Linked DNA regions of Homo sapiens: region 2 is linked to region 1. The links are chromatin loops, found by intact Hi-C in ENCODE. Cell type or tissue: heart left ventricle. All regions are shown on one strand. Each heading gives the region's core, and the rest is flanking DNA. Links, peaks and the distances in the headings are about the cores only. Region 1 overlaps THSD4 (thrombospondin type 1 domain containing 4). Region 2 overlaps THSD4 (thrombospondin type 1 domain containing 4).

Evidence for each region. Peaks named below come from ENCODE experiments on the same cell type or tissue, not always from the same donor. Only the 100,000 strongest peaks of a DNase experiment are listed, where the experiment ranks them.
Region 2: it touches region 1 in a loop (2.7-fold over the local background); 16 of 110 quality-filtered maps call a loop at or near these places.

What each region holds. Positions count from the first base shown.
Region 1 is chr15:71,565,417-71,581,175 of GRCh38, forward strand. The region is part of intron 7 of THSD4 (thrombospondin type 1 domain containing 4); the gene reads left to right. Among named protein-coding and RNA genes, the nearest start is that of THSD4-AS2, 120 kb to the right of the region's middle. RefSeq lists an enhancer at 7,294-7,588. In heart left ventricle, for the core only: CTCF peaks have their summits at 7,512 and 10,254; no DNase peak of the experiment used is centred there.
Region 2 is chr15:71,642,717-71,658,475 of GRCh38, forward strand. All of the region lies in intron 7 of THSD4 (thrombospondin type 1 domain containing 4), which reads left to right. Among named protein-coding and RNA genes, the nearest start is that of THSD4-AS2, 41 kb to the right of the region's middle. RefSeq lists an enhancer at 12,825-14,024. In heart left ventricle, for the core only: a CTCF peak has its summit at 9,154 (motif pointing left); no DNase peak of the experiment used is centred there; H3K27ac peaks cover 1,234 bases.

The DNA.
Region 1 (15,759 bases), core at 7,155-12,154:
TATTCCAGAGCCCACATCAGATTAGGCTGCTCACACATCAGTGGAAAACAGTCTGCCCCATGTAACCCACTGCTCAATTATGTGATACAGACAATTAGAACTTAGCAAAGTACATAATAAGTTGCTAATTGCATGGAGTACAGTGCACCCATTCGTTGAAATGATTTAGAGAAGTAAAAGACTTTAGCAGGCTGGAAGGATGTGTTAGAAGTGATGGTAGAGACCTTATCCCTCTGATTTCTGCTCCAGGGACTCTCTTTTTTTAAGTTTAATTGCAAACAAACACTGAACTTGAGGAGGGAAGGATTAACAGGCAGATTTTCCTGGGCCCTGAATGAACCTCTGAAACCACAGGACATAAATTACAGAGGAATGGAAACAAGGGGGAAGCATCGTCTAATTTATTGACAAGGGAAGAAAAGCAAGGGAATCATTAAGGGTTAGAGGCTCTAAGCCAGCTTCTGAGGTGCTTAGAACAAAGTATGATGATGGCAGACAGAAGTAAGTCTCTATGACCTCATGAAGGACTTGTTTCTCTGCTTTCCCAGAGGCTCCTAGAATTGAAACCAACTAAAGACCTGAAAGGGCACTCCAAGTGCATCTGGCCCAACGCTCCCTGATTTTAGTTACAGGAAATCCGAGGCCCAAGGAGGGGAAAAATTTGATAAGGTTACAGCTTAAAGAAAAATAATGACTAAACCATTTCTTTTCTTTCTTTCTTTTTTCTTTTTCTTTTTTTCTTTTTTTTTTTTTGCTGAAATTCGGTAGTGAATTCAAGTTCTCTTAAGGCACAGTTATTCTATAACAATGCGTGGTTTGGAGGTTGTGTGTTTTCTCTTTACAGGGATTTAATAAAATAAAAATGCAAACTACTTTTGAAATAGCTATAAGTAAAAATACCCAGAAGTCTGTGGTCAGAGGCAATGTCCATGTATTTCCTTAATTCAGGATCAGCCCACAGATTTCAACACCAGTACTTACTGAGCATCTACTTTGTGGTCAGGTGTTAGATACTCTCCTTTAATCTCCACCAGAGCCCTCTGTGACAGGGGTTGTGGGGGTAGACAGATAACTAGCTTGCTGAATATAACTTGTTAAAGGGTGGGGCTTGGAGTCCTCAGCCATGTTGAGTGATACCGTGCTGCCCCGAGAGTTTCTGTGCTGTAGATCCTGGTCTCTTGGACTGTTTTCCCCATAATTCCCCATCCCTACCTTTCCTACCCTGCAAGATTGTGTTGGATATAACTTGCTCACTAGGCCTTCAAAGGCCGGGTCATTTTCCCCCCTGGTTTATAAATTGGCCTCTTATCCCAGGGCCCCCCCTCTTTCCCCCTGCTCCCCGCTCCCCCTGCCATTCCCACTTGGTCATCACCTTGAGAGATCTCCAGACATTGGCATTTCTTTCCATGGGGCACCTCCCTGTCTTTTCACCCTGAGTACTTAACTGGGATTCTTTGAAAAACACATCAGCAGAGAGTACTGTCATTTTTTTTTTTCCCTAAACACTTAAACTCACATAGGTGTGGAAGTTTATGCCAAGGAATCTTGGAACCAGAAGGGAGCAAGGGACCAACCCTCTCTCGTTAGAGATTTGGAAACTGCAGGACAGATAGAGTAATTGGCCCAACTTCGCATAGCAACGCTAAAAGTTAATTTATGAAGTGGACCCCTCACTCAGAGCAGTGCCCGGATAGCTGTGGCATTCATAATGTGGAACTGCCCTCGACTGTACTGGCGGACCCTATAAGAGGCAGCACGTTGCAATCATGGTGTTTCCTGGAAGCATTTTAAGACCCCTGTTCACTAGATCCCAGAGAGGTCTTTGCTTTAGTTTGGGTTCCCCCAGACACAGCTGAGCCAAGGACCTGAGTGCCAGTGGTTCCTTTGGCAGGTGGTTCTACTGGTGAAAACACCAGCAGAGGACAGAGGAAGTGAGATAGGAAGGGAAGCGGCCTGATACAGGGGTGTGATCAAGCCAGTAGCCACTGTGGGCACCAGAGCTGAATCCTGCTGGAGACATCTAGGAGTCAGTGAAGCACACACCTCAGAATTACCCAGCAATGAAGCAAGGAAGCAGGCATATTTGTCCACCAGCTCCTTTTTCATTGTTAGTTGAGTACCGCTATAGGAGCATTACCTCTTTAGCACTTCCAACTTGCTCCTGGACAAGAACAAAGACACCCCCCCACACACACACACACACACATGAAAGAGAGTCACAGTGTTTCTAGCAAACTGCCTTCAGGAGCTGAGAGAGGAAGGAATGTAGCAGTGCATGGGCAGAGGATCCACAAGAGGAAGCGCCATCAGCGGTCAAAACCAGGGAAGCCAGAACAGCTGGAGAGAGAAAGAGAGAGAGAGTGTGTGTGTGTGTGTGTTTGTAGGTGTGTGTGGGTGTGTGTGTCTGTCTTCCCCATGAATCCCATCATGCTTGCTTCTTGATTTTGTCCATTTGGAAGCTCAGAACCAATTTACACCCCACCTCTAGCTGTTGGATAAGACCTTAAGGGAATGTCATCTCTTCACCCACCTTACCCTTTATTTCTCTTATTTATTTCCCTTCTGCCTCTCTTTCTTTGTATACTTATTATTATCCTGTTTGTGCCTTTGAAAGTCCCCTTAAGTTCCTTTCTTGGTATAGGATGAGTATAAATAAATACAAAAGCCAATTACACACCAAAAAGATACAAACTTGGGACTAGTCACAAGCATCTGCCACACTGCTAGCTCTTCTCTAGTTTTACCTCAGAAATATTTTTTTTAACGAGGACTCCCTGGTCTTCACATGAAGGCCCTGACTGCATGGGAAAACCACAGAATTCTTGCCCATACATCAACCTTGCATTGAGAACTGCAAATAAAGCAAAATGCATGTTTTCTTCAAAGTGGCCACAGAGACAGATGCCCATCATCCCCACAATGCTACAAAATAGGATGCAGCACATGGGTGACATGATGAGAGGTCCTTGAAGGCCAAGTAGGATCCCGGGATTCTATTTTGCTGAATCAGGATTCAGGATCCCATGATTCTGTTTTGCTGAATCAGGATTCAGGACCTTTTTCAAAACAAGTAAAACAGAAAAATAAAGTGCAAGTACCAACAGAAGCAGCCTCCAGAACTTTTAATTGTTATACTCTTACCTCTTTTTCTCTTTTTTTTTTTTTGTTTTTTGTTTTTCTTTTTTTAATTATACTTTAAGTTCTAGGGTACATGTGCACAACGTGCTAGTTTGTCACATATGTATACATGTGCCATGTTGGTGCGCTGCACCCATTAACTCGTCATTTACATTAGATATATCTCCTCATGCTATCCCTCCCCCTTCCCCCGACCCCACAACAGGTCCCGGTGTGTGATGTTCCCCTTCCTGTGTCCAAGTGTTCTCATTGTTCAGTTCCCACCTATGAGTGAGAACACGCAGTGTTTGGTTTTTTGTCCTTGCTATAGTTTGCTGATCTTTCTCTCTTTTTTAAGAACAATCTTTAAAATGTTTCCTCCTATGCATGATTTTTGTTAACTTTTTTACTGCTTGTCTATAGAGTATATGACAAATTTTCTTTAATCAGCATGTATTACTTTAAAATGGGGAGAAAATGAAAAAGTGTTGTCTCATCTGAATATGTTTTTACCATAACATCCCCCAAAATGCCTTCTTTTCTAAAAATAGATGTTTTGCTAGAAGCATCCAGGGTAAAATGTGGCCTGCCACTCAGAAATCTAAAGTTTTAGTTGTTTTCTTTGCTGGTCAGGAGCCCTGAAGCAGCGGAGATTCTGCCCTCTGATATTCATGGATGTGAGTGCTGACCCACACGGAGGCTTTCTTTGCTATTTGATTTCATGTTTCAAGGGAAATGTTAAGTCAGATGTCACTGTTAAAGGGAAAGAGGGAGGAAAAGAAGAAAGAGAGAGAGAGAGGGAGGGAGGACAGGAGAAAGAAACCATATAAATCTAGAGTCCAGTCTTGTTTGTTTCTTTATTTGGCCCAGTGATCAATAATGTATTGACTAAACATCTTTCAAAAGTTATTTATTTATAATGCCTTCATTCTAAAAAGAATTTAAAATAATGTTTACAAATGTAGTGAATAGAATTTACAAGAAAACAAATAAGGGAGGAAAATGGAGCAAAGAGGAAACTGGGTAGAAAAAATAGGACATGAGTAAGACTGGTGTCTAAACTCCGTGCCTTTACATCTAACTAGAGATGTGTCAAAAATTTTACTGTGAGCTCCCTAGCAGCCAAAGCAAAGAAAGAAACAATTGAATGTGTAACTCATAGGTAAAAATAAGTGAAAGGCTGGGTGCGGTAGCTTAGGCCTGTAATCCCTGCACTTTGGGAGACCAAGTCGGGCAGATCACTTGAGGTCAGGAGTTGAAGACTAGCCTGACCAACATGGTGAAACCCTATCTCTACTAAAAATACAAAAGTTAGCTGAACGTGGTGGTGTGTGCCTGTAATTCTAGCTACTCAGGAGGCTGAGGCAGGAGAATCACTTGAACCCAGGAGGCAGAGGTTGCAGTGAGCTGTGATCGCGCCACTGCATTCCAGCCTGGGCGACAAAGTTAGACTCTATTTCAAAAAAATAAAATAAAATAAGCTGATTTATTTATTTATTGAGTTAAGTAAGTTGGGGCAATAAAATAAAGCGGATAAAATATATTAGCCCTTTGACTCAAGAAGTCAATACCACTTTTTATGAGAACAATTAATAACACCTAACATCAGTGAACACTTCTTATATGCCAAGCACTAACCTAACCAATGTAATTATGACATAAGAACACCATGCATCAGGTAAAGCCAGTTATATTTTAAAAGTAGAATTTGGGGTTTACAAATGGCTTTCTCGTTTGTGTTGTTACTTAATTGCTCACAACAACCCTATGAGAGATATTGGTCAGGAAAATATTTTTATATGAGGAAAGTAAGATCACATTTCTAATCATTGTTGCACCCGGAATATAAATCCAGATTACTCAGATATACTTTTTTTTTCTTTTTTTTTTTGAGATGGAGTCTTGTTATCTCACCCAGGCTAAAGTACAGTGGCGCCATCTAGGCTCACTGCAACCTCTGCCTCCTGGGTTCAAGCGATTCTCCTGCCTCAGCCTCCCAAGTAGTTGGGACTCCAGGTGCACACCACCACGCCTGGCTAACTTTTTGTATTTTTAGTAGAGACGGAGTTTCACCATCAGATACACATTTTACACTACTTCATAATCTGGGAGCAAAACCCTGGTGATGGGAATATGGACATTTGGCTTTAGGATCTTAAGCTGAGTTTGTTCAGGTGAGTTGTCTACTCCTGGGCCTGCCATTAAGTGGCTGTGTGGTGTTGGGCGAGTCCTTCTTCTCCCTAGAGTGGCAGTGTCTTCAACTGGAAAATAAGAAGGTTGATGACTTGTCTGGGAAGATTCATTCCAGCTGTGACAGCCTGTTCATCTCTGGGTGTCTGTGGCTCCAGGCAGTTTCCCAGACTACACTCCAGGGTGTTCCCAGTCATTTTCACATTAGCAGTTGCTCTGTGGTACAGACGTGGCTGCGCCTCTGTGGATCATTGAACCTTCACCATTGCCCCAGCCTGCTTGGGGCTAGGGTGTGTGGGCTGTGAATTAAAGGCTGTGAGACGTCAGAACTCCCTATGAGCCTGAGGTGTCCTATGGGGCATTTCCACCGTGTCGGCGGAACATGTTTCATTGTTCCTTCCTTGATACTTTGTCTTCCATAGATTTTTTGAAGGGATTCAAAGTGGAAAGCACCAGAAGTTGGAACTAGACCTGCTGAAGAACTCACTTTTTTTTTTTTCCTTTTAAAACTTCTCTTGAGCCCAAAAATCACATGGACACATCTTGAATTCTTACAAGTTAGCCGGGTCTCAGTGAAAGGGCTTCCCTGAGGGGTAGAATGCCGCATGCTCGTTTCCTATGCCTAGATAAATAAACCCTGGCCCAGGCTTTAGGCTCCAGGTTTGTTTCTGGCATCCCTTTGCCTGAAAGTTTCTGTGTTGAATAAAACAGAAATGTTTAGCAAATCCCAAGAAATTCCTTATTTAATGGAAAAAAGAGATCCCTGGGCTTATATTTCAAAATGTGATTTCCATGTTCCCACTGCATTAAGGCAAGGTCGCCTCACCAAATCCCCAGATGTCTGGTATGCTTTTCGAAAAATGCCTGTATTTAGCCCCTAGAACACATTTTGAGTACCTATTGTGGACAGGATTCTCCTCTGAGCCCTGCAGGAGATAGAGCAGCCAAATGAGATGGAAACCCTTCCTTCAAATTTAGTTGTAATGGTTGCATTAGAATCTATAGGAAGTCTCACCTTTACCTACAGACAAGCTTTATTCCCCCACGCTGATCTTTTAAACTGTACAATATTGCATCTCTGTGTGGCCATCTGTCCTCCTTCATGACAATGGGAGATTCAGCTGCTGGGGTTGGCCACAAACAGCTTATCTTATTAGCTAACCTACCATGTATGAGCTGCCTTGGCAATATCCCTATTAATTATATTTTCTTTCTTCAGCATCTTAGAAGAGTGGGGTTTTTCATTTGCTTCATGTCTCTGCCAATCCTAACCTCTCTCTCCTAAAATGTTTATTTATCTTTTGTTATAAAAGTAGTTGATGTTTATTGTTGACAGAAAGAGAGAGAGAAACAGGGATGGATATTGCAGAGAAAAAATTTTAAAAAGCTATTTATAATAAAATAAAATCCTACCACAACAAGCTTATTGTTGTTTATATTTTGGATTTACAAAATCTTTAGCTATTTATCCTCAACCCTTGCCAATTATGTGAATTTCCAGTTGGGTGAGAGTAGCTATATTAAATAGTGAGCAGTTTTCCTGTATCATTAAATAGTCTTCAAAACCTTGATTGTTCATAGCTGAATAACATTTAATACTATGGGTGAAGCAATTATTTTAATTGTTTCCTTTGTGCTGGGATTGTAGATTGTTTCTATCTTTTTACTTCAAACTCACCTGTAGTAGTGGCTGTTGCAAGGTAGCCACTTACACAGTATACCACTTTCTTCCCTGCATGCTGGGAACTGCACTGCATGCTGGAAAGCACAGCCTGGCACTGGGCTGGCTCTAGGGTAAAGAAAGAAGAGACACTGGCTTGCCCTCAGGGAGAGGGGTGGGGAGCTCTGGCGCTGGGCATGTATCATGTCTACTAATGTGATACTTAATATTAGGAGCCACCCCCTTGAAGACAGCGGAGTCCAAAAGGGCTTGCTGAGTCATCAAATACTAAGTTGGTTCAGCATAATCTTAGGATTCTGTGTGTTTTATTTTCCAAGTCGGAAAGTAGGGTTAGGGGTGGGGAGAACACTCTCCAAGAGAAGCTGACTCAAGCTACTTCTCAAAGAACAAAGTGACACACAGGAAGGAGGTTGGTTGGGAGGGGAAAGGAGAGGTCATTCCAGGAAAGGCAAACAATGTCAAGAAAGGGAGCCTGGCAGGGTTAGGTATGTGCCAGGTCTTTGTTCTGGCCTGAGTTTAAGATACCTGGGAAGGCATGCCAGGAGCTGTTCCTGGAGAAGTCTGTAGAGGGCATACCCTGAGAGGCCTTTGATGCCCCACCAAGGAGGACGACTTCATCCCAAAGACTTCGTGAGGCTGCTAGGGGTTACACATAGAGGCCTGAGCTTGGCAGACATGCACTTTGGGAAATACACTGTGGCATCTGCAGGAGGGACAACAGACTTAGGGTTTCTGGGGAGAGTTGGTGGGTGAGGAATCCGAGCCTCCTAGGTACAGGAATCATGACTTGTTTACTGCTCACCCAGGGCCTTGCACAGTGCCTGACATGCAGTAGGTGCCCAGTATTTATTAAATCTGGGAAAAGTTGTTAAACGAATCCAGGCAGGGAATGCCAAGGGTGGTGGCAGTGAGAATAGAAGATAGGGATCCTCTTAGAAAGACATTTAGGAGGGACGTGGGTGAAAATTTTTAATCTGAAATCCAAGGACCGAAGAAACTTCATTTTTTAGTGAAGCGCAAAAACTAGAAGGTAGCTTTGAAAAGGCGTTTGACTTCAGGAACCAATTGGCCAAAGGAATGTTTCTAGACCTTTCAAAACTTTAATCTGTGCTTTGTGAATTACACAGTTTGGTTCTATTCAATAGTTCCCTTTTTCCCTCAAATGCCACCTGTGAAATAAGTTAAACACCATACTGTTTTAATGTAAAAATATTTCCTCAAATCCACTGTATAAATTAATTACTCTTTGGGGAATAGGATAATCTAATTTCCCTTCTACAATGTGCTCCATTCATATGCTCTCCATTGCTGTAGAGGTAGGTTATGAATCAACTGTTTCTGAAGGATTATGAGCTATAATAAATGTCAATATGAGCTCTGATTGATTTCCTGCAGCCTCACTAGTTGTGACTTCATTTAGTAACTTAATACTAATTGTGTCGCTTTGATTACTTTGATTTTAGCTGTTTCCCCAGCACCTACTGGAGTGTCTAGGACAAGCAAGGATTCTAATGAATGTCTGTTGAATGAAGGGCTTTTAATCTTTTTAAAATGTTCCATAGAGGATTTTAGAGAAGTCGGAGTGAATGCCTGCAGTTCAGATGGGTATTGACTGAAGAGGCGAAACCATAATTTCAATTCTTGAGAAAGTAGCGCAGAACTTCTCTAGCTCACTACTGTATCGCAGTACCTCAGTGCACAGTAGACAGTCAGTGAATATTTGCTGACTGACCCTGTATTGTAGTGTCTGATGGTGAGCCACAGCCCTTAGTTCAAGTATATGCCTTAGAGAGTAATGCATCCCTTCATGTATGCATTCAACATTTATTAAGCCCCTATTGTGTGTCAATGCAATGGCAAACATTTATGATAGGCTCAAGTTTTGAACCTTGCAACAACCCTGGTAGATATTATTGTCATCCCCTTTTGCTGACAAGCAAAATGAGGCTTGGAAACACTAAACTATTTTTCATATAATTAAAAGGTATGCTGACTCCCTCATCTAGATCCTCATGATACCTAACACTAAGTTTTGGAAACACTAAACCAAGATCATATAATTAAAAAGGTACCATCCATCCAATTAAAAAGGATCCATCCTCACCTGGATCCTCATGGTACCAATAACTGGGTCCTGAATCTCCTTTCACTAACTAAGTCAGCAGCGATGGCTATGAAGGTGGGCATTAGGATGTCAAAGGGACTGTCACACATAGGTTTGCATCTCTGGCATCATGCTATGTGACCCTGAGCAGTCCGTTTGTCTGTCTGAGCCTCAGTTTGTAGTGCCCAGGTTAGAGGTGATACAAGACCTCTAAACATGAGGTCTTATATCTCATACATGACCGTGATCATCTCTTCACAGGAGGAGCTTCAAAGTCACATTTCCACAGGAATTGATATGGAAAGGCATGAACAGGTATAGCCATTTTTGTAATCTACCATAGCGATTGCCTGAAACTGTTACAATCTAGTCCATTTCTCTAGATATCCTGGAATATGTTCTGACCAAGCAGGACTGGCAGAAGCTGCATACCTGGACCACAGCATTATAGTCTTCTGTGGAATTACCTTTATGCTTGGGGCTTTAGCGATGCATCAGCCGTATATAGAGGAAGTTATAGGAAACCGAACTCATGCATCTCACTATCGTATTTACTACCAGCTTGTTGCTGAGGGCATTGTTCATTTTACTGCACCATGGGAGAGATTACTCTCTTGTCTCAGCACTAGGCAAACCTAGACTTCTCTAAAGCTGGGCTTGTTTGGTTTTTTCAATTTTATGGATTTGTAACTTAGGAAGCCAATGGATTTCTCTCTTCAAGTTGTCTGCTGGAAAGCTTAAGGCTGAATATGTGATCTACCACCAGCAAATACAAAGACCATGTGACATGTATTTTGGCACTGATTTCACTTTTAGCTTCATATTATTATTCCTTTAAACAGATCTCATCTGTACATACTTTAAGTTTTATTTTGTTTTAGTGATGAGCAAAAACTAGAAGGTAGCTTTGAATTGCATACTTTGTAAGTTGCCTAAAATCCTGTTTGAATACAGTAGGTGATAAATAAAATCACTAAAATGAATGAACAAGAAGAGTACCTTCATATACCCAGAAATGCACTGGAAATCGGGACATTTTGTTTCTTCGTCTTTAATAAGTTGTGTTTGAAGTCCTACATTGAGCCAAAATTCATACCTGGAAACTGAATTCTAGAAAGATTATTTTGGAAAGCCTGTAGTTACGTGTATTACCACTAGATGACCTTCCCTCATTATTGTCTCTAAAGTGGAGCTGCTAGTTATATGGACTTTCCAGAGGACTGTAGGAAATTTATGAATAATCCCTCTAAAGCAACAACGACAACAACAACAAAAAAGTCTACTTTATATGGTGTTGAGTGTACAAATATTTGGCAAAGGAATGAAAAAAGTTAGAAAGTTGTCTGTCTGTGGGCTAGGCTCTGCCTGCAAGATACTTACAATCTAGGTCAGAGGTTCCTAAATCCTTCTCAATGCCGTTTGCACTGGCCCTGAGGAAAGTGTGAAAATGAAGACTATTGTAGAGTCTTACATGAAGCTAAATTTGTTCATTTATATCACTTCTCTTTTATTATGAGATTATGTCCTCTGCAGTTTTTTGGTATTAAAATGTCTTTTATGAAAGGATAGTAAGAGTTAGATAGTAGTCTTTTTTGTGGAAAAAAAAAAAAATTGTTCTCACTTGACAATAAAAAGTGGACAAATCCATGGAGCCCTCAAAATTCTTTTTGGAAATTTTGTTCTATAAAATCCAATATTCTGAAAACCTGTGGTTGAATAAGAGAAAAATATTTAGTATAATCTTTCTCAATACATTTGCATGCATCAGGACCTTAACAGAAAATACTACCTGTTAGCATTTGCAGTTGAGCTCCTATTAAAAACCATGTTTGTTTGTTTGTTTTTAAAGATGTTTAGGAAAACAGTTTAAGGAACATTCTCCTTCCTCCCCTCTCACTGGGAATTCTGAATCTACTCTTTGAGCAAGTCAAAATACTTGGACCTCAGCTCAGGCCCCTCTACACGTCACCTCCAGAAAGCTACATTCTGCTACTATGTTCTTAGCTTTTATGAAAGATGAAACAGCCAATTAAAAATCTACTTCTGCCTTCATTTTGTTTTTTGTTAGGACAGTCATGTACATAGTACATACTATGAAATTATGTCAGTTTGATTGACAACCATTTGATTTTACTAAAACTCTGCCTCCTGAATTCAAGTGATTCTCCTGCCTCAGTGTTAAGGACACTTTCTCTTATATCACACAGTAGACGTTAAGGAAATTTTAGTATCCTTTCTAATTTCCTTTGAATTTATCTTTTCTCCCCCTTTCAGATAAAAAGATAACATGTTACCTTTTTTGCCTTGGCTACCAGTGGTCTCAAAGTCAGGTGTTGTACTCAGCCAGAACAGCTTTGTTATACCCTTAAGCTTGATATCTTTTCTGTTTCCTGGTTTCTTCCATTTTTATCAACCTTATAATGTCTTTTATTCAGAGCTCCCAAAAGCCTATATTGGAGTGATATACAATTACTTTTTAAATAAATAGAATGTTTTATATAATAAATGGTATTTTTGGAAAGTACTGGATTATGCAGTATGAACTGTAAATGTCTCCAGAGTATATTACATGATTGTCCTAACAAAAAAAAAAAAAACCTTTAGTACTTTATTAAGTATTTCTCATATTCAAAATTATCTCACCTGTGTGCTGAACTAGACTGTAATTCCTTTTGTGGAAGGAAATTTTGTTTTGTATGTTGTTTTAAATCTCTTGCAGTTTCTCTCGATCAGTGCCAGGACATCAGACATGCTCAATGAATACTTGCTGATTGACTAATCCACTGATCTGTGTGTTCTGGGGGAGTTAGAAAAGCTTTCCTAGAGGAGATGCAAAGAGATGGCCAGAAGACAGGCTGTTTGCCACTCTAATCCTTGGCTTCTCACATGTTAAACATGATGGCTAAGGTCTCTAACTTTCTGGGGCTTGACAGTTGTAAAATACGAGGAGGATAGGAGACTGTGAGGGGGTGAAAGCCAGTTTTCAGATTCACAGAGGCTGGAAATAAATTTGGTATATGGGGAAGCTTTGGAGATGGAGAAATGCTTTCGAAACTGTGAAGTACATACTATGAAATTATGTCTCTTTGGTTTACAACCATTTGGCGTTACTAAAACTTTCACTTGATGCCCTAATTCAGCTCTAAGGGGTCTGTCTTGGCATTTATGAAAGCCATTGTGGACTGGTGCAACCTTTATTTATTTATTTTATTTTATTTTATTTTATTTTTGAGACGGAGTCTTGCCCTGTTGCCCAGGCTGGAGTGCAGTGGCATGATCTCGGCTCACTGCAACCTCCACCTCCTGAGTTCACGTTATTCTTCTGCCTCAGCCTCCCGAGTAGCTGGGATTACTGGCGCCCACCATGCCTGGCTAATTTTTCGTGTGCGGTTTTAGTAGAGGTGGGATTTCACCATGTTGGCCAGGCTGGGCTCAAACTCCTGTCCTCAGATGATCCGATGGAGGGAGGCTGCTACTCTCTACCATTTCCTGTGTGCCTCCACTGTGGCCTCAACCCTGGCAGTTAAAGCCACTGCTCCCTTCCCCTACCTGGCATGTGTGAGCCCTTCTCACTGGATTTTATACCCTTGTGTCTGTGTACATTATCGATCTATATAGTATATATATACATTATATCTATCTATATAGTATATATATTCATTATATATATAATGAATATATATACACACAATTGATAAATTGAATATATATATAAACTCTGCACTGGTGCATCTTGTAAGCGGCAGTGTAGACTCCAGGTGGTTATCTTGGCAGTGGGGTAGCTAGCACCAACATCTGGCTGAGTGCCCTTCTTAACAGGTGACTCGAGGTTTGCTAATTTATAGCAAGGATGATGCTCATTATGATGTCAACCTGTTTGATAAGTGTCATGTCATTTGGATTCTGCCATTGATTTCTTTTGACTTTATTTTTTTAATGGTTAAATTATATAAACTTTGTATAATGTAATCCATAAACATGCTTTGTGACTTTGTGACTTTCTTTTTTGGTGGTGACAGGATTTCGCCATGTTGCCCAGGCTGGTCTCAAACTCCTGAGCTCAGGCAATCCACCTGCCTCAGCCTCCCAAAGTGCTAGGATTATAGGCGTAAGCCACCACGCCCAGCCTATAGTATACTCTTAAGTGTACTCTTCTTAAGTGGCCTACGACGAGCAGGTAAACAGCCATTCGATAGACTAAATAATAAATAGAAAATACTTGTTTAGGTTATATTGTGATAATATATGATAGTAAATAATGAACACTGTTTTAATGATATTTGGTGTTATCTTTGCATACATTAATTTGACTTGGGGGACTCTGGACTGCATTAACTTTTTTTTTTTTTTTTTGAGACGGAGTCTTGCTGTGTCGCCCAGGCTGGAGTGTAGTGGCACAATCTCGGCTCACTGCAAGCTCTGCCTCCCGGGTTCAAGTGATTCTCCTGCCTCAGCCTCCCGAGTAGCTGGGACTACAGGCACCAGCTATCACACCCGGCTAATTTTTTGTATTTTTAGTAGAGATGGGGTTTCTACGTGTTAGCCAGGATAGTCTCGATCTCCTGACCTCGTGATCCACCCACCTCAGCCTCCCAAAGTGCTGGGATTACAGGCGTGAGTGCATTAACTTTTTAATCAAACTAGCAGTAATTATGTTTTCAGTTTAAGATAAGTTGCCTTTATAAATTTGGGGATAAATTGGATTTAGGTAAGGCAGTGTTATTACTTTACTTCTTTTGTATTCTCCATAACAGCTGGCTCTTCATGGTTGTACAGTAGCTATTGTTAACTTGCTTGAGGCCAGCTGTGTGTGAGCATTACCGAGAGCCAGAATGTCCTCCTGAGAAGGGGCTCCTCACGCCTGTTCTCATGATCATCTGCGTAGCAGAAGCCTATGGAGTTCCGATGAGAAAGGGAACTGGAAATCCCTTTGAGTAAACAAGTCCCCAGAAGAGGGAGAGCATAGGTGTGAAAAATAATAATTCTACCATCTAAATTCCATTTCTCAGCCTTAGTTAACACAGGTCAGAAGATCTGTCATTTGATTAAAGTCACTTCCCTGGGACTGAGAAAAGATTGCTACTGTACTCTTGAAGGGTGATTCTACTCCACTCTGTAGTAAATGCCTCCACATGGTAGATCCCCTCAAATTGGGTCATGTATCTCTCCTCTGCCCTCAACCCTTGGGTTTTATTTCCCATTTATAGCTTTCAAAATATTGGAGACACCATGGTTTGGAAGGTAAAACAATAGCAATGAGAGACACCTGTTTATAAGTAGAGCAATTAAAAACCTAGCTGGTGACCAAACCTGCCCAACTCTATGTATATTAGTTTTCTATCACTATATAACAAATTACCACAAATTTAGTGGCTTAAAACACATAAACGGTGGGGTTTTTTTTTTGAGGAGGGTGATGCTCAGCATCGAATGACGAATTTGTCATTCACCTAGCATTTATTAAGCAACCACAGGATGCAAATTACACTGTGACTAATTGGAGATATTAAAAAATCACATAATAATATCCTGCTCTTAAGAAATTTGTGCTTTCCCAAGAGAGAGTTTTCAAAAAAGAATACATGTAATTTGTACACAGCAGGCAGTAAGAAGTATAGATGTCATGCTAGGATAGTTCCAAGGAGAGGAAAATTATTTCAGGGAAATGGGCATGGTGACCTGCGAGCTGGACTTGAAACGCTAGAGAGATATGGAGAGATGTAGGCTTTGTCTAGACTATAAAGTAAGAAGTGACATTGGGAAAGAAGTTAAATCCTTAAATGGCAGACTCTAAGGCGGTTAGGCTCCAGAGTCTAAGCTTTTCTTTTTCCAGATTTATTGACATATAATTGACAAATGATAATTGTATATATTTAAGGTATCAAATGTGATGTTTTGATATATATATACATTGTAAAATGATTACCACAATTCAGCTAATTAACATATCCATCACCTCACATCTTTGTGTGGGTGTGTGTGGTGAGAAAATGTAAGATCTACTCAATTTCAAGCATACAATACAGTATCATTAACTATAGTCACCATGTTGTACATTAGATCTTCAGAAATTATTTATCTTGTGTAACTGAAACTTTGTACCCTTTGACTGACACCTCCACATCTCTCCAACATGAAGTTCCACCACCAAGGCCCTGGTAACCACCATTCTACTCTCTGCTTTCATGAATTCAACTTTTTTTACATTCCATCTATAAGTGAGATCATGCAGTATTTGTCTTTGTGTATCTGACTCATTTCACTTAGCATAATGTACTCCAGGTTCATTCATGTTATTGCAAATGGCAGGATTTTCTTCTTTTTTAAAGCTGAATAATATTCCATTATATACATATATATGTGTGTGTGTATATATCTACTTATATACACATATGTGTGTGTTATATATATACACACACACACACCCCATATTCTCTTTATCCATTCATCCATCAATGGACACTTAAGTTATTTCCATATCTTGGCTATTGTGAATAATGCTGAAATGAACATGGGAGTGCAGATGACTCTTCAAGGTAATGATTTCATTTCCTTTGGATATATACTCAGAAGAGGGATAGCTGGATTATAAGGTCATTCTATTTTTAATGCTATGAAGAGCCTGTATACTGTTTTCCTTAATGACCATACCAGTTTGCATTTCCAT
Region 2 (15,759 bases), core at 6,976-11,975, 77 kb after region 1:
GCATGTTCTCACTCATAGGTGGGAATTGAACAATGAGATCACATGGACACAGGAAGGGGAACATCACACTCTGGGGACTGTTGTGGGGTGGGGGGAGTGGGGAGGGATAGCATTAAGAGATATACCTAATGCTAAATGACGAGTTAATGGGTGCAGCACACCAGCATGGCACATGTATACATATGTAACTAACCTGCACATTGTGCACATGTGCCCTAAAACTTAAAGTATAATAATAATAAAAAAATAAAAAAGAGTCTAGGTTCTGGGACTGGAATGCCTGGGTTACATTCCTGCTCAACATCTTACTCATCTTAGACAATTTACTCAACTGCCTCAGTTTTCTCATCTCTAAAATTGAAATAATAGTATGACTTTCCTCTTGGGGTACTGGGAGGAGTCAGTGAGTTAATTTAAATAGTAAAACATTTTTAAAGTGCCCATGCATATGCTAAATCATCTGGTCCGGTGGTCCTAACACTTTTTCATGAAAATGATCTTGTTTCCAAAGAAAAGAGATATAAGTAATCCCAACACATAAAACAAATTTTTTAAAACCACTAATGTGTTTTGTTAGCATAAATTAATTTCTTTTTTGAGACAATTTTTAGGTTCAAGAGTACATGTGCAGGTTTGTTGTATAGGTAAACTCATGTCACAGGGGCTTGTTGTACAGATTGTTTCATCACCCCAGTACGAAGCCTAGTACCCAATAGTTATTTTTTCTGCTCCTCTCCTTTCTCCCACCCTCCATCCTCAAGTAGGCCCCAGTGTGTGTTGTTCCCCTCTATGTGTCCATGTGTTCTCATCATTTAGTTCCCACTTGTAAGTGAGAACATGTGGTGTTTGGTTTTCTGTTCCTGCATTAGTTTGCTAAGGTTGACGGCCTCCAGCTTCATCCATGTTCCTGCAAAGGACATGATCTTGTTCTTTAGTATAAATTAATTTCTAATTAAAACATTAACATCTAACTCTTATACAGGCATTTAGTGAACATGTGGCTATTTTGTCCATTAGAAAATTTAGCACAAGTAATATGGAAAATGATTTGGATGCCTTAGCGTTTACTTTATTTCTGAATTGTGTTTCAATTTACAACCTTTGAAGAGTTCTTAATTAACATAGGCAGGAAATTACAGACAGTCTCTTTGGTTGAATAAAAATGGGAGCAGTTTGTTCCAAAGGCTGCATAAAAATGAGTTAATGCAGAGATGTCTGGTGTGTTACACGTAGGCGTATACTGTGGTTGAGTATATATGATGTTTATCACAGTTCTTCACATTTTGAAAATATATCTTAAAGATTATGAAAATACTGAAGTAGAGCCTTGGAATAGCTTGAAAGCCACTGACCTGTCTCATTTAGCAGACATGATTTATAGGTTAAATTAGCCCCAGTGACTGTCCAAGGTCTCAACAGAAAACAGTAGGACTCAGGCTAACACCAGGGTCTAACTGATTGTGGTTAAACCAGATGATCTCTATGTTTTCTTCTGTTCTAAGAGTCTATGATTCTAGCATTCTATGTTTAGTGGGAATACTTGCCAATAAGCCTGATTTTCTATGATAAGCCTCTTCTTCCTTCAATTGGTTAGGCCATTTTGTTCTTCTCTATACTACAAATCTGTTACGAAATGAAATTTCAGAGCTATATTTTCTGAAAAGGATAAATGTCCTTTGCTCCAAATTCATTTTATTTTTATTCCTATCCACTTCAGTTTGTATAAAATACAGAATTCTAATCTTCACCAGCAAGAATTTGTGGTTTTTCCTAATACAAACTGGTAACTGTAAGCTCCAGATTTACAAAAAAAAATTCAAATTTGACTTTCACGGCCAGCTAGGTCAATACTCTATGCCACCTTTGTATTCTGTTCCTCTGACATTTTAGCTTTTATTTTTTAAAAACTGGTTCAATATGTTGCTGACTTTGAGTCACAGCAAGGAGGAAGATGGATATCTTCATCTATGCTGCTGACATGGTTTTCCAGCCATCCTAAGAAGTGAATAAATCACTTTTACTGGTTACTAATCTGAATGGCTTTGTATCAATCATGTCACCATTACCAACTTATTTGAGGCAGGGATTTCTCTAGTATTCAAGTAGACACTTCCAACAACTTCCTCTAGCAGTCCATTTCACCCCTCAGCTCAGGGGTAATGCCTTGGTTAGTTCATGGAATCCTTAGGCGGCAATAACGGTTCAAAATGAACATTATACTGCAGCTCCTAGTAAGTTATGGATTTATAGCCTGCCCCTGCTCAAGAGCTCCAGAAGTTCCTTCAGCTTAAAGGTAATAGGCTGTTTTTCTATCATTATTTAAAAACACAAGTCGAACAGTGATTTCCTTGCAGCCCTCAATCATATACAGAATACAGTCTCAAAGCTGGTACCTCAGGGCTCAAAATGGGGAGCCCCAGGGTCACTAGGGTGACTCAAACCCAGAGGAAAGATGGTCTTGGGGTGTATTAGCCTGTTTTCATGCTGCTATGAAGGCCTGCCCAAGATTCTGCAATTTATAAAGGAAAGAGGCTTAATTGACTCACAATTCCACAAGGCTGAGGAGGCCTCAGGAAACTTACAATTCTGGTAGAAGGGGAAGCAAACATGTCCTTCTTCACATGATGGCAGGAAGGAGAAGAATGAGAGCCGTGCAAAGAGGGAAGCCTCATATAAAGCCATCAGATCTCATGAGAACTTACCATCATGAGAATAGCATGGGGGAAACTGCCCCCATGATTTAATTACCTCCCACCAGGTTTCTCCCACCACACATGAGATTTGGGTGGGGACATAGCCAAACCATATCATGAGGAAATCCTGGCTTGTCATCGAAATCATACCATGGTTTTAGATTCCCTTTCTGATAATCGAAGAACATTCTGGAGGCCTGAGGCAGAGTGAGCCACCAGAAGAAATAGGAGCTGTCCAAAATAATTTAAAGTCCCAGGCCCTTGGGTTTGCTTTGGGGAAAAAAGCTTTTATCACAGCCTTTTGGTGCAACAGAAAACAAAATGTTTGGGAGAGGTTTTAGTACCAGCACTTCAGGCAGTGCATGTAGGCAATGGATAAGAGAGAACTCAAAGCTTCTGGGAAATTGGAGGTGTCCCATGTTTATAAAGGGGAAATTCAAGATGCAATTAAGACGACTCCTTTCCAAGAAATACCAGGACAAAGCAAGTACTCCAAAGCCACCCAGTGCCACTTTCCCTCATCCCTCCACCTGTCCAACACGTGCACCTTTCAGTGGGTGCTCTGCACTTGCTGGCATCTGCTATTCACTACCATATTCCCTGTTTCAATCACTCCATTAATCTCCTTGCCTTTGTGGCTTCCACCTTAAAACTCTGCTTTTGAGTTTTTGAACTAGATAGATACGAGCACAGATCCTAGCACTTGGCTGTGTGACCTCAGGCAAGTTACTTAATCTCCCTCTTTCCTCCATTATTAAAATGGTAGTAAATACATTCATCCTATCAGATAAGCAACAAATACCAGTTTCTTTTCTTTATATTGCTTTTCTTGGTGCTCAGGAGCACCTCTGCACACCTCTCTGAATAGAGGGAGCACACTTTTCTTATGGAACCTAAAGTCACCAGAGTCCATAAGTTGTCAAAATGGAATCCTTGATTCTTTTTGACTTTGGCTCTTTCTCTCTTTTAACCAGAGTTTGTTCTCTGCTGGAGAAATGCTTTTCATTTTACTTCCATATTTGCTGCCGTTTCACATTTTTAAAAGTATATTCAGGCCATTCTCTAGCTAAATAACATTCCAATCAGCTACTGTTTAAGCTGGGAATTGATATCATTTATTTGTGTTTCTTTGAATTTGCCCTCTATGTTATCTTTAACTTGACTTTAAATAAAACATAATATGCATTGAGTTCCTTCCATGTGTCAGATGCTTTTTACAAACATAAACTGGCTTCATCATCATAAAACCAACCCAGTAAATTAGGAGATATAATTAATAAATAGTGTCACTAATTATTACGTATTTTCACTTTATGACAGCAAAGTATTTTTGCTGTCAAAGCATAAGGACACTGGATCATTGTCAAAATCCCTACCTTCACTCAGTTGTCCACACCTGGGTTAAGGCTTATTCTTGAGCGGCTGCAGCCCTGGGCACTCCCTTCCACCTGGAATCAGAGAATCACATATAGGCATAATGCCTAGGAGGAAGTAATCAGCTCGTTTAAGTGATGGCTGACATCAGGAGGCCTTTTGAGCCAGAAGAATGACATGATGATAGCTGTGTCTTTGGAAGATAAATGTCACAACCACGTGCAGTATAGATTACCTGAAACCACAACATTTAGCCTTTATGCTTACACATCTGGGGGGCATGATTTAAAAGCTCATAAATACAATCTGGATTTTAAAGAAGGGACTGGTGAAAATTAAGAATTTCAAGGTTCTACCAAAGAAGGTGAAGGATCGGTGTTTTTCCAACTGGTTTATGTGTCCTAAATATTTATGTATACAAGTGCATATTGTTAGTGCAGTCTCTTGGAAGCCATGTGTGGGCAGCAGATCTGCTATTGCCCTACCTTTCAGTTTAAAGTTGCAAGAGAACGGAAATTCTCTGCCAGCATGAGAATCATTCATCTGGCAGCCACCTGAATTACTGTTAAGCAACACATTGAGTTTGACAGATAACCCTGTTCTTAGCCATCCTTCAAGAAAAGCATGAAGGAGCCTTCATGTTTAAACATTTCAGCCAAATTTCTTCCTTCTGACAATGCATGGAACACAATGTCTTTATTTCCTAATGAAATATTCATATTGGATGTATCTATGGTTAGAAGAGAGAATAATAAGGAATTATCTTTATTTAATTTCTTAGTCATTCTGGTCTCAGAGAGCAAGCTCTCGGGTTGGGTAATGACGTCGCCCAAGGAACCTGATGTTTTTCATTGAGTTATAAATATCTCTCAACTTGGCAAACCAATAGTTCCCATTCCCAGGATGACAAATGAGAAAAATCGTTACTATTTCAGTGGATAGTTTTGGATCTAGGAATTTGTTGTGAGAGGAAGGGTGGTGTTATAGATGTCCCTTCATGGGGGGTAAATCAGCACAATATGGGACTTCAGAGGACTTCAATATGGGATTGCAAGGGAATCAAGAGACGCTATAGGAGATGCTGAAGCAGTGTGGCCAGGCCTCGTGGGAGGGGAGGCCTCGGATTGGGAGTAAAGCCTGTGTGTAAGCATGTTGGGGAAAGCCCGAGAGCAGCCTGAGAGATATAAGCGTATAGGTGGCCCTTGGTCAGTCATCTACCAGGCCCTGTTCTTACAAGAAGGGTTTCTGTTGTCCCAAGAGACAATACAACTAGCAGAGGAAAAAGATCCTAGACTTCGGGGCCAGAAGGCACTTATTTCAAACCCGCCACCATCACTTCTGTGTGAGCTTTGACCTATTACTTACCTTCTCAGAGCTTTGGCAAAATAGGGATAGTAATTCTTACCTCCTGGTGTTGTTGAGAGAATTAGGCAGGATAACATATTAGGTAAGGTGCCAAGCACATGGTGAGTGGTCCAGCCGTAACAGCTGTCACATATATCCATGGGGCTTCCTACTGCCTAAATCCCTACCAGATGCTTGAATGCCCTGATTGCATCTGTTTTCCACCTACAACTCATCTAAGACCATGACCCTACATGCCCAACCCATAGGCTCCATCCAGCAGTCTCCCTTGCTCTGTTTCTAAAATGAAAATAATCCCTTTCCAGTTTTTTAGGCTTTCCATAGCTGGTCTCCAAGACAAACCGGGAAAGACTACCAAAAGAAAGCATTTTCTTTAAGTTTTTTGTTGTTGTTGTTAATGAGAAAAGTTACAAAGATAAAAGAAATCTCTGGAAGCCTTGATCACCATTGTCCCAGAGCATTATTGAAATGCAAATAGATTGTGACAGTTTACCTGTTACAGCTCTGTCTTCAAACACCACTTGAGAATCATGTGAAAAGAAAGGGGGGTTTTGGTGGACAGTGCAAATACACAAGCCTCCCCTGTTGGTAGAGAAGTATATGTAGCTTGTGTGAAAAAGGGGATCCCATGGCCAGACTGCCAAGGGACGCGTCTCGAGGAGAAGGAGAGGCACAACATTTTACCAGCCCCTACTTCATGCCAGTTCTGAATTAGGTACCTTCATTTACACATTTCATTTAAGCCTCACAAGAGATTTGTGAATTATACTTTGATCCCTCATTTTACAGGTAACAAAACTAGGGCTCAGAAAATGATGTCACCTGCGGGTGTAATGTGCATTATTAGGAAGGCTCTTAGGTGAACATTCATGTGTCTAGAAGAAAAGACGTTTTGAACATATGGAACGTAGAAAAGAAATTTTTGTTAAATTCTTTAAATCCCAGCAAGTGCACTTCAGATTCAAAGTCCTTAGGAGTCCCCCCATCACTCAGAGCTTCTCTTTGGCTCTTCTCCACCATCTCCTAGTTTCTCCTCTCCCTTTCCTCTCTGTCCCTTTCCTCTCTCTCCAGCACTGGAAGCAAAACTAGGCTTTTCTATTTAGCCAGATCTCAGGGCTTTTTTGTTTGTTTTTTGTTTTTTTGAGACAGAGTTTCATTCTTGTTGCCCAGGCTGGAGTGCAGTGGTGTGATCTCAACTCACTGCAATCTCTGCCTCCTGGGGTCAAGCCATTCTCCTGCCTCCAGCCTCTCGAGTAGCTGGGATTACAGGTGCCCACCAACATGCCTGGCTAATTTTTGTATTTTTTTAGTAGAGATGGGGTTTCACCATGTTGGCCAGGCTGGTCTTGAACTCCTGACCTCAGGTGATCTGCCTACCTCAGCCTCCCAAATTGCTAGGATTACAGGCATGAGCCGTGCACCAGCCTGATAGCTTCTTTTGCTATGCAGAAGCTCTTAAGTGGATCCCATTTGCCAATTTTTGCTTTTGTTTTGATTGCTTTTGGCATCTTTGTCATGAAATCTTTGCCAGTTCCTATGTCCAGAATGGTGTTACATAGGTTGTCTTCCAGGGTTTTGGCAGTTTGGGGTTTTACATTTAAGTCTTTAATCCATCTTGAGTTGATTTTTTATATGGTATAAGGAAGGAGTTCAGTTTCAATCTTTGCATATGGCTAGCCAGTTATGGCAGCAACATTTATTGACTAGGGAGTTCTTTCAGTTCTGTGATAGTTCATTTGCTCTTCAACCATTTCCTGGTGAAAACAGCCAATAAGGAAGTCAGAAAAGGACTGCCAGCTGCAAGAAGTGACTTCTGACATCCAGAGGAGGGACGGCAGAGACCTTCTGGTAGTTGGAACTACTTAATATAGAGGGTGGCAATCTCTCACACCTCAGAATGTCTCTGAGTCATCTAGAGCAAGAGTCAGCAAGTTATAGCCCATGGGCCAAATCTAGCAAGTAAACCAAATCTAGCATGTGAGCCTAATCCACCTGCCGTCTGTTTGTGTAAATAAAGTTTTATTAGAACATAGCCATAAGTCATCCATGGCTGTTCTCACGCTGCAACAATCCAGCAGAGTGGCTGCAACAGAGACCATATGACTGCAATGCCTGAGGTATTTACTCTCTGGCTCTTTACAAAAGAAGCTTGCTGACCCACAATGTAGAGCAGCACCTTTCAAACCTGAATGTGCATAGGAATCACCTGAGAATGCTGTTAAACTGCAGATTCTGATTCAGTAGCCCTGGGAAGCGGTGCAAGACTTCTAAAATGCCCCAGACGATGCCTGCACTGCTGGTCCATGGACCACACTTTGAGTAACAGGGGGCCAGAGAAAATAAACTAAGGCTTATTGTAAGATTCTCCCCGGGGGCCTGAAAGCTTAAGGAGATGAATAACTCCTCCCTTCTCAGGCCCAGTCCCAAGGCACAAGGCTACTTGCACCAGCAGTGTGCTCCAGCAAAATAGCAGAAGCAGGAAGAGAGCCAGCCGGAAGACACGTACCCCTGAAAATCAAGAAAGAGGCCATCCGGGTACAACATAGCAGTAATGTCAGACTAGGACACTTCCTGTTTACAGGAGACTATAAAACTTTCGCCCTGTCCTCACTTGGGGCTGACGCCATTTTAGGCCTCAGCCCGCCTGCACCCTGGTGCTCATTAAAACAGCATGTTGCTCCACACCGCCTCCTGTTGTCTGTTGGCACGCTCTCAGGGTTCGAACCAGTACAAGAACCTTACACTTACTAGTCTTGATTTTTTTAAAAACTGAGAATTATAAAATATACTTTAGAAGGATTCCTATCCAAAAAGCTAAAATAAAAATGCATAGGGTTTTAGAGGAAAATTCTGATGAAAGAATGGGAGAGAGAGAATTATTATAACTAAATTCGATGAATGAATTAATGAGTATCAAGATCTATGCTCAGACCCTTGCTGTAAGATGGCTCCATCAAAGGCCTGCCCCCCAGTGGAGTTTCTGCCTCAAGAACACTAGTATTCTTTCAGGTTGTCAGGCCAGGAACCTTGGTCTTCCTTACTCCACCTTTGGTAGAACATCCATCTTCAGTCCAGTTGGCCATTCCTTCAGCGTGATGTTGGTGGGCCCTTGCCCTCCATTCTAATTTCATCTCTCTGGTCCAGGCCTCCATCACTTTGTGCCCATCTTAATGCAGTTGTCTGTGTGTGTCCCAGTCTCCAGTCTCTTCCATCTCCAGTCCATTGCCCGTGTTTGCCAGACATCTTCTGAAAAGAGCTCTTCAGCCTGCCATTTCCCACTCAAGAGTCTTCGGATTTAAGATCCCACACTTTCGTTGCCAGCCTTTTCTCTCATCATCTCGTCCCACTCACCCAGTCAGTCCTCTCAGCCGTCCCTGGAGATGGCCCAATGATAGCTAAGAAGCCTATATATTCCCCAATGTTGTAACTCATTTACACAGATTTTAAAGCATTTTTCTTGAACATTTTGGAAATACAAGATTTGAATATTTCACCCACCTTTTTTTTTTTGATGTTCCAAAAAAATTTTAAGAAATGAAATCATGCCTTAACAACATGGCAGAAACTTGCACATAAGAGCACAGTAAATATGCAGTCAGCCTGCATCTCTGGGTCCACCCTTCTTGTGTTTCTCAACAGTCATTGTTTTTGTTAATGTTGGATCACTGCTTCTTGTACTTAAACTAGTTGTTTAGGTAAGTACCCTCTTGCAAAGGCTTAGAGGTGCCATCTTGTGGAGAAAAATGCAAACAGGCACATTTGGCTGTGTGTTAAGGAAATGACAAAGATGCCGGCGTGAATCTCCATCATTGCCTTCTGGCCATGGGGACGGTCCCGTGAGAGCCTTCTGGGGACCTGCATTGGTAGACACAGGCCATCTGCGCTCAGGAGGCCCTGTAAATCAGGCCAGTGTGCAAGCAACCTCCATCCTGGATCAGAGTTCATCAACCCAACTCACTATTGCCTTTTTGCTGATAATCTAGCCTCCAGAACTCTGCCTTATAGGGTGTAGGCAGTGTCTCTCTGCTCCATTCTGCAAGGAACTTCCTAGTCTTGACCCCTTATCAGCCCCAAACCACAGCTTCTAACAGACCCATCCCACGTGGTTTTTTCCTGCTGCCAGCCCCTCCTGAGACACTAAAAAATTACAATAAAATCTGGCCAGACATATTATGATCTCTTTAAACACAATTCACCATACGGCTCTACACATTAAAAGTAAAGTGAAAGTCTAGAGGTTTCTAGTATTCTATACAAAAATATGGTTACCTTACTTTTATAATAGAGCAATTATCACTGTCAAAAGCTATTTCAGGCCTCTCTCCTCCTTCCCCCATTTCAATCCATGGAGGAGGAAAATTATGAAAGTAAAGCATTAGAATTTTAGAGTTTGGGATATCCCCACCCTCCAGAGAACGATGACCCTTGTTGGAATTGGGGGAGGTGGTAATTATCTTACAGAATATGATATGTTTACCTCTCGGGACTCCTTTCTTCAGATTTGTAAACATAGCTGCAGTTGATTCTTACCCAGTTTTATCCTACAAGAGCGCCAACATTTTCTTCCAGTTGAGTCCCTTGATAAGATGCTATCCTATTATGAACTAGGATGAGGTACTGAAAAGTGACAGCCATAAGCTTGATTAAAACCAGATCGCTCGTTTTACAATTGCTTTCATTTAGGAAGCCAAAATACCTTTTATGCCATGGACCATTTCTTCTCTTCAAATGAATGGCATCGTCAATTTGATCTTCATTGATTCCTGTTTCCAATTTAATTTTGTGTATATACAGCAAATTTCCCTCCCTTTAAACATGGCAGGATTCTTCATATCAGGGCTGTATCTCTTTTTAAAAGAAAAATTTTGGCACCAGAAGGGACCTTAGAGATGAGCCAGTTCGAAGAGCAGGTTGGTCCTGTAACTTTGATCTTTTGATTCTTCAACCAGCTGCTCTTTCATTCAACAAACGCTTATTAAACACCTACCAAGTCGCAGGTACTGTGCTCTTTGCAATACATAATGATACTCCTGCTGAAGCTAAGCCAAGAGGCAATCTTAAAGAACTCGAGAAGGTTTGATAGCAGTAAGGAACTATTTTTGGAAACTGGATAATTAAGTGTTCTTTGCTTATTAGCTTCTCTGACATTTACAAAGGCTGTTTGTGCACTTCTGTGGAACTACCATCATTTTAAAGCTTTCTGGGGAATCTGTCATGTGCTCCTCGGTGTCCCATGAGCTTTGGAATAAAGAGCAGTGATTCTCAACTGAGGGTGATTTTGCTCCCATGGGGAACATTTGGCAATGTCTGGAGACATTTTTGTTTGTCACACTGAGAGGGATGCTCCTGGCATCTGGTGGGTAGAAGCCAAGGATGCTGCTAAACATCCTACAATGCATAAGGCAACCCCCATAAGAAAGACCTTTCAGGACCAAAACATCAGTAGAGCTGGAGTTGAGAAGCCCTCACCTTGAGGAAGAAGAGCAGGCAGGAGGATGAGAAGCTAGGTTTCTAAACCCTGACAGTCCTTCAACCAAAGCAGTTCTGCTCTTCTCATTTTGCATAGTGGAGCTTTGGATTTCCACATGAGATTTTATTTTTGAAGTATATTTTTTTCTACTTAAAAAAGTTGAAGACTACTGTGGTAGAAGACAACTCTCTGCCTTCTGTTTTACAATTGAGTCACTTTGGAACAAATCAAGTGGGTGTATATGATACAGGATGAGGGCAGTCAGGGGTAGATTTGGAAGCATCTACCTGAGCCTTGGTTTTGGCTGCACAGGACTCGACATTTACAAACAATATTGAAGTGATTTGATTGTGTCTGACTTTCAATTTAGACCAGGGATTGGCAATTTTTTTCTGTAAAGGGCCAGATCTAAATATTTTAGGCTTTGTCGACTTTCCTGTTTGTGTTGCAACTACTTAATCTGCTGTTGCAGCACAAAAGCAGCCATAGACAATAACTAAACAAATGGGAGTGTTTGTGTTCTAATAAATCTTTATTTATAAAAACAGGTTGTGAGCCAGATTTGGCCTACTAGCTACAGTTTGCTGACCCCTGATTTAGACTGTAAATAGGAACCTTGTTTGTTTTACCTTCATGTCTCCGCTGCCTACCACTGAATTGGCACGTAGTTGAAGTTGGCTCAGGAAACATTTACTGAACTATATCGAAGGTCAGTTTTACAGGCATAAGTGTTAGAAGATTTTAATGAGAATAACAACTGGAAAAAGATCCACCCAGAATAGATTAACTGTTTCCTTATGTTGAACATTTAGGATGTTTCCAATTTTTTATTAACAATACTGTGATGAGCCCTTCATACAGAAACTGTTGGCCTGATTTCTTATTTCCTGGCATAAATTCCTAGAAGAAGAATTTACTGGATCAAACGGTCTATATTGCTAAATTGCTTTCCAGGAAGGTGGTATTGATCTACATGCCTAACAGTAATAACAGGAAGATATTTATCATATACAAAGGATTTCTTTCAACAGAATGTCATGAATAAACGTTTTGGCATCCATATGCATTTCCACGAATTAGCTCACCGTAAATATAAGTAAATTGGTGTCAGCTACTAATCATTTTAATATTCTCCCATACTGTTCTACCAGCATGATTATTAAGGCACGCTGTTTTACCTGTGGGGGTCATCTAGCCAAACAGTTGAGGTTACCCTATCTCATGTGTTTACTGAGCACACACAGACACATCTGCTTCCCATTAGGGAATCAGGACCTCCACTATCTGAATGCCTGGCACCAGCCTACCCTGCTGTGAAGGACAGAGGCCTCCTCCCTGTGAAATTCACCTCCAAATATGTCATCCAGATTGCTCATTTCCCTCAGGAAATTTCATTCAGGTTAATTTTGGCACACAATTGGGGGTAATTCTTGAGCAATTTCTCCTGTGATGGCTTGCGATGTGTAAAATTTTCCTACAACGTGTTGCAGAAATCACTGGAAAAAATACAAAGGACATCTGATGGTTATCCACTGGTCTTTGTAACAGCAAGAAATATCTATTCTGAACAGCAGTACACGATGAGCAAGAAACATAAAATAAAGGTAGATCAGAGAGTAGATGTTCTTTCTGGCCTTTTTCGACAGGTACCGTTTGAGCAGTGAGAATGTAGAAGCTGTATGAGGTGTCTTGACTTTATGGTGAACCTTGGCCGATTTTGTTTTGTTTTGTTTTTTGCACTTCAAAGTTTTCTGAATTTCACCAAATGAAGAAGAAAATATTTCTGACTAAGAAGTAGTAGAAAGTGTTACAGAAGTACGGGTGGGTCCGGGTGGTTGTATGATGATGAGATTTACTTAAAAGTGAATAGACTTCAGACAAAATAAAATACATAAAGACAAAGATGACAAAACCCAGCATTTTCTGAGAAGCCACCATATTGCAGAATTCTGCTAATTACATTCTATGTTTGCCTCATTTGATTTTCCCAACAGTCCTAAGGGGTAGCTGCTCCATCCCCATCCAGGCAGAAAAAAAATCCCAGGGCTCAGAACAGCTCATCAAAATGTCCAAAGATACAGCACTCGTCAGCAGCAGAGACAGCACAAGAACGCATATTCTCCTGCCCACCCAAAGCAGTGGTGCCTCGGAAAGAGTCTAGACATAGGTCAGCACTAAGTCGTCCCTATCAGCGACCAATTGATCAGCCTCCTGATACACAAACCAGAATTCAAGCCAGATTCGTTTCTGAACACTGTCCTTGGGAAGAAGATCTGGATGGTGGTGGAAATGTTTTCAGCACCTACCTCAAAGAGAAGTGACCAATCCAGCATCACACAACAAGCCAGGGACTGGGCCAGGACTGCACCCCAGGTTTTCTGGTTTGCAGCCCAACATTCTTTCCATTATTCCAAACTGTTTTTCCTGATAAATGACATCAGCTAGTGATTATACCTAATGATTATACAGCTGTGTTTTGGAGGAGACTATCGGCTGCTTTAAAGAAAGTCATAGCACGTAATCTATACATGTGATAATAGTTCATGAAACATCAAAAAAAGTGCATCTAAAAGATAACAAATACAAACAAGGCCTATTCTTAAGTTAATAGTAGTATACTGCTGTCAATGGCATACATGGTTTTGACAAAGTGCTTTGGTTATGTAAGATATTATCGTTAGGGAAAGCTGGGTGAAAGACCACCGAAACTCTCTGCGCTCATTTTAAACTTCTTATGAGTCTTACACTATTTCAAAATAAAACATTATAACAATAAGAAAGTAATGCAACAGGAAGATGGGCTAGAATATGTATTCACACACTGTGTATAAAGTATAATGTTAAAAGAGCCAGTGTAAGAGAGATACATAATGGGGTTGGTCCCTCTTAATCCTGCAAGAGGAGAAAGCCAGAGTCACTTCTAGGCCAGGCCCTCTCCAGGCTTCATGGTAACTATGCTTTGAACTTGTTCCTCTGCACCTAGGTCACTGTCACGATCTACTCCTTCAACAAAGCTAGAACCCTCAACACGACCTCCGATCCTTTGACCTCCGACTTTTACCTAATGGTTAAAAACATGGACTTTGATTTGGGGCCTTGCTTTAAATCCAAGCTCTATCTATTATTAGCATTTTAGCCTTGGGCAAATTAACCTGTCTTCTAAGTCTTAGTTTCCTATAAATTTCAGCAATCTCACAGATGGCTTTTTAGGATTAAATGGAAAAACATATATGTTTCCGAGGACCTAGAAGATAGTAAAGACTGTAAATGTTAGACATGATAATGTTGAGGAAGATGGCAAGGAGGAGGATGAGGACAGTCAGAAAGGCCTGTTCATTTTGCATCCTAAGCATCTCTCAAATCCCTTCACGCCATCCCCAGTCCCCTCATTCAGGCTGGGATATTGCAACATCCTCCAGACTTTATGTACCCAATTGTTAATTATCGACTTTCTAAAGGAGATTTGATCCTGTCCAGCACGACATAGAGCATGCAAGCGTTCCTCATGGCCTGATAGCTTGTGATTCTCTATGTGTATGTCTGATTGCTCCTGTTAGACTCAGATTCCCAAAGTCAGGACCTGTGTCTGATTCAGCTTGGGATTTTCCAGGCAGCCTTTTCAGTGTAGTCACTCAACAATATCAGTGATGAAATGCATCTTTACGTGTTTCGATCTTGTCATGGCAGGTCCTTCATGTCATTCAGATCCTAGTCCAGAGGTCATTCCCCAGCCATGCCCTCCTAGACATCTAGTCCAATTCTTCCCTCATTACATCATCTGATCTTCACAACAGCCCTGTGCAGGAGAAGGGACAGTTGTCATGTGTGTAATTTGCCCTTGGCCTCAGCTAAATATTAAGGTCTTGAATATGTGTTGTCTGCCTAGTTCTCATTCTGGAGTTGTCCCTCTTGCTTTGTGAAGTAAAGGAGAGATATTTGGTAACTCCATGGGAACTCAGTCTCTTAGAGGCCTGGGTAGCCACTAGAACACTGAAGAGTGCTCCTAGTATGTTCTAAGGAAGCTATTGATCATGGCTCCCGGTAGACAGGCTGTCACCTTTAGTTCTTGGCATCCTTGTGCAGCCGCATGCTTCACTGAAACCAACCTCCAGGCTACTTCGACATCTACCAGGAAAAACTCTTGCAGCCTTTCCTTCCCATGTCTAGATTGATCCAGAGCAACCATGCTCTGCAGGAAATCTGGTGGGGGTGTGTCCATCAAACTGTGCAGAGCATTTTCATATAATGTCTGATTCACAAGATCAAATAACATTTTGTCTGTGTCTGTGGTTATCTGAAGCTATCCATGCTAGTGTAATTTCCTTGTGATAGTTCCATTCTAACTGGGCTGGGGCTGAGGATTAATGTGATTAATGTGACGTCTGTCCCATCTTTGGCGACTCTCATTCATTCTTGAAATATCTCTGACACCCTAGTTACAGGAGAGGGACTCACTGGACGGTTCATTGTCTCCACTCTAGGTAAGGCCCGCTCCACACTGCAGTCATTGTTACCACCGAAAAGCAAGTCTGAGCATGGCTCTCCCCTTCTCCAGACATCTGGGGGTTGCTGATGCCATAGGATGAAAATCTAATTCTTCAATCTGGCAAACAAGATTCTTGACAAGTTCCGCTGAACTCTCCAGCCTCGTATTATCCCTCCCAGCAGGCTTGCACTTCAGCCGTGTCATTCTGTGTTCTTTCCTACCTGTGTACACATTGTTCCCTTTAACAGAAGGACCCCTATGAGAATGAGCTCAGTCTGGACAAGTCGAGTCCAGGGGTAGCAGCAACAGACTGGAGGTTGGGAAGGGAGGGAGTGTGAGATGTCACTAGACAGGGCAGGCAATGGGTGTTG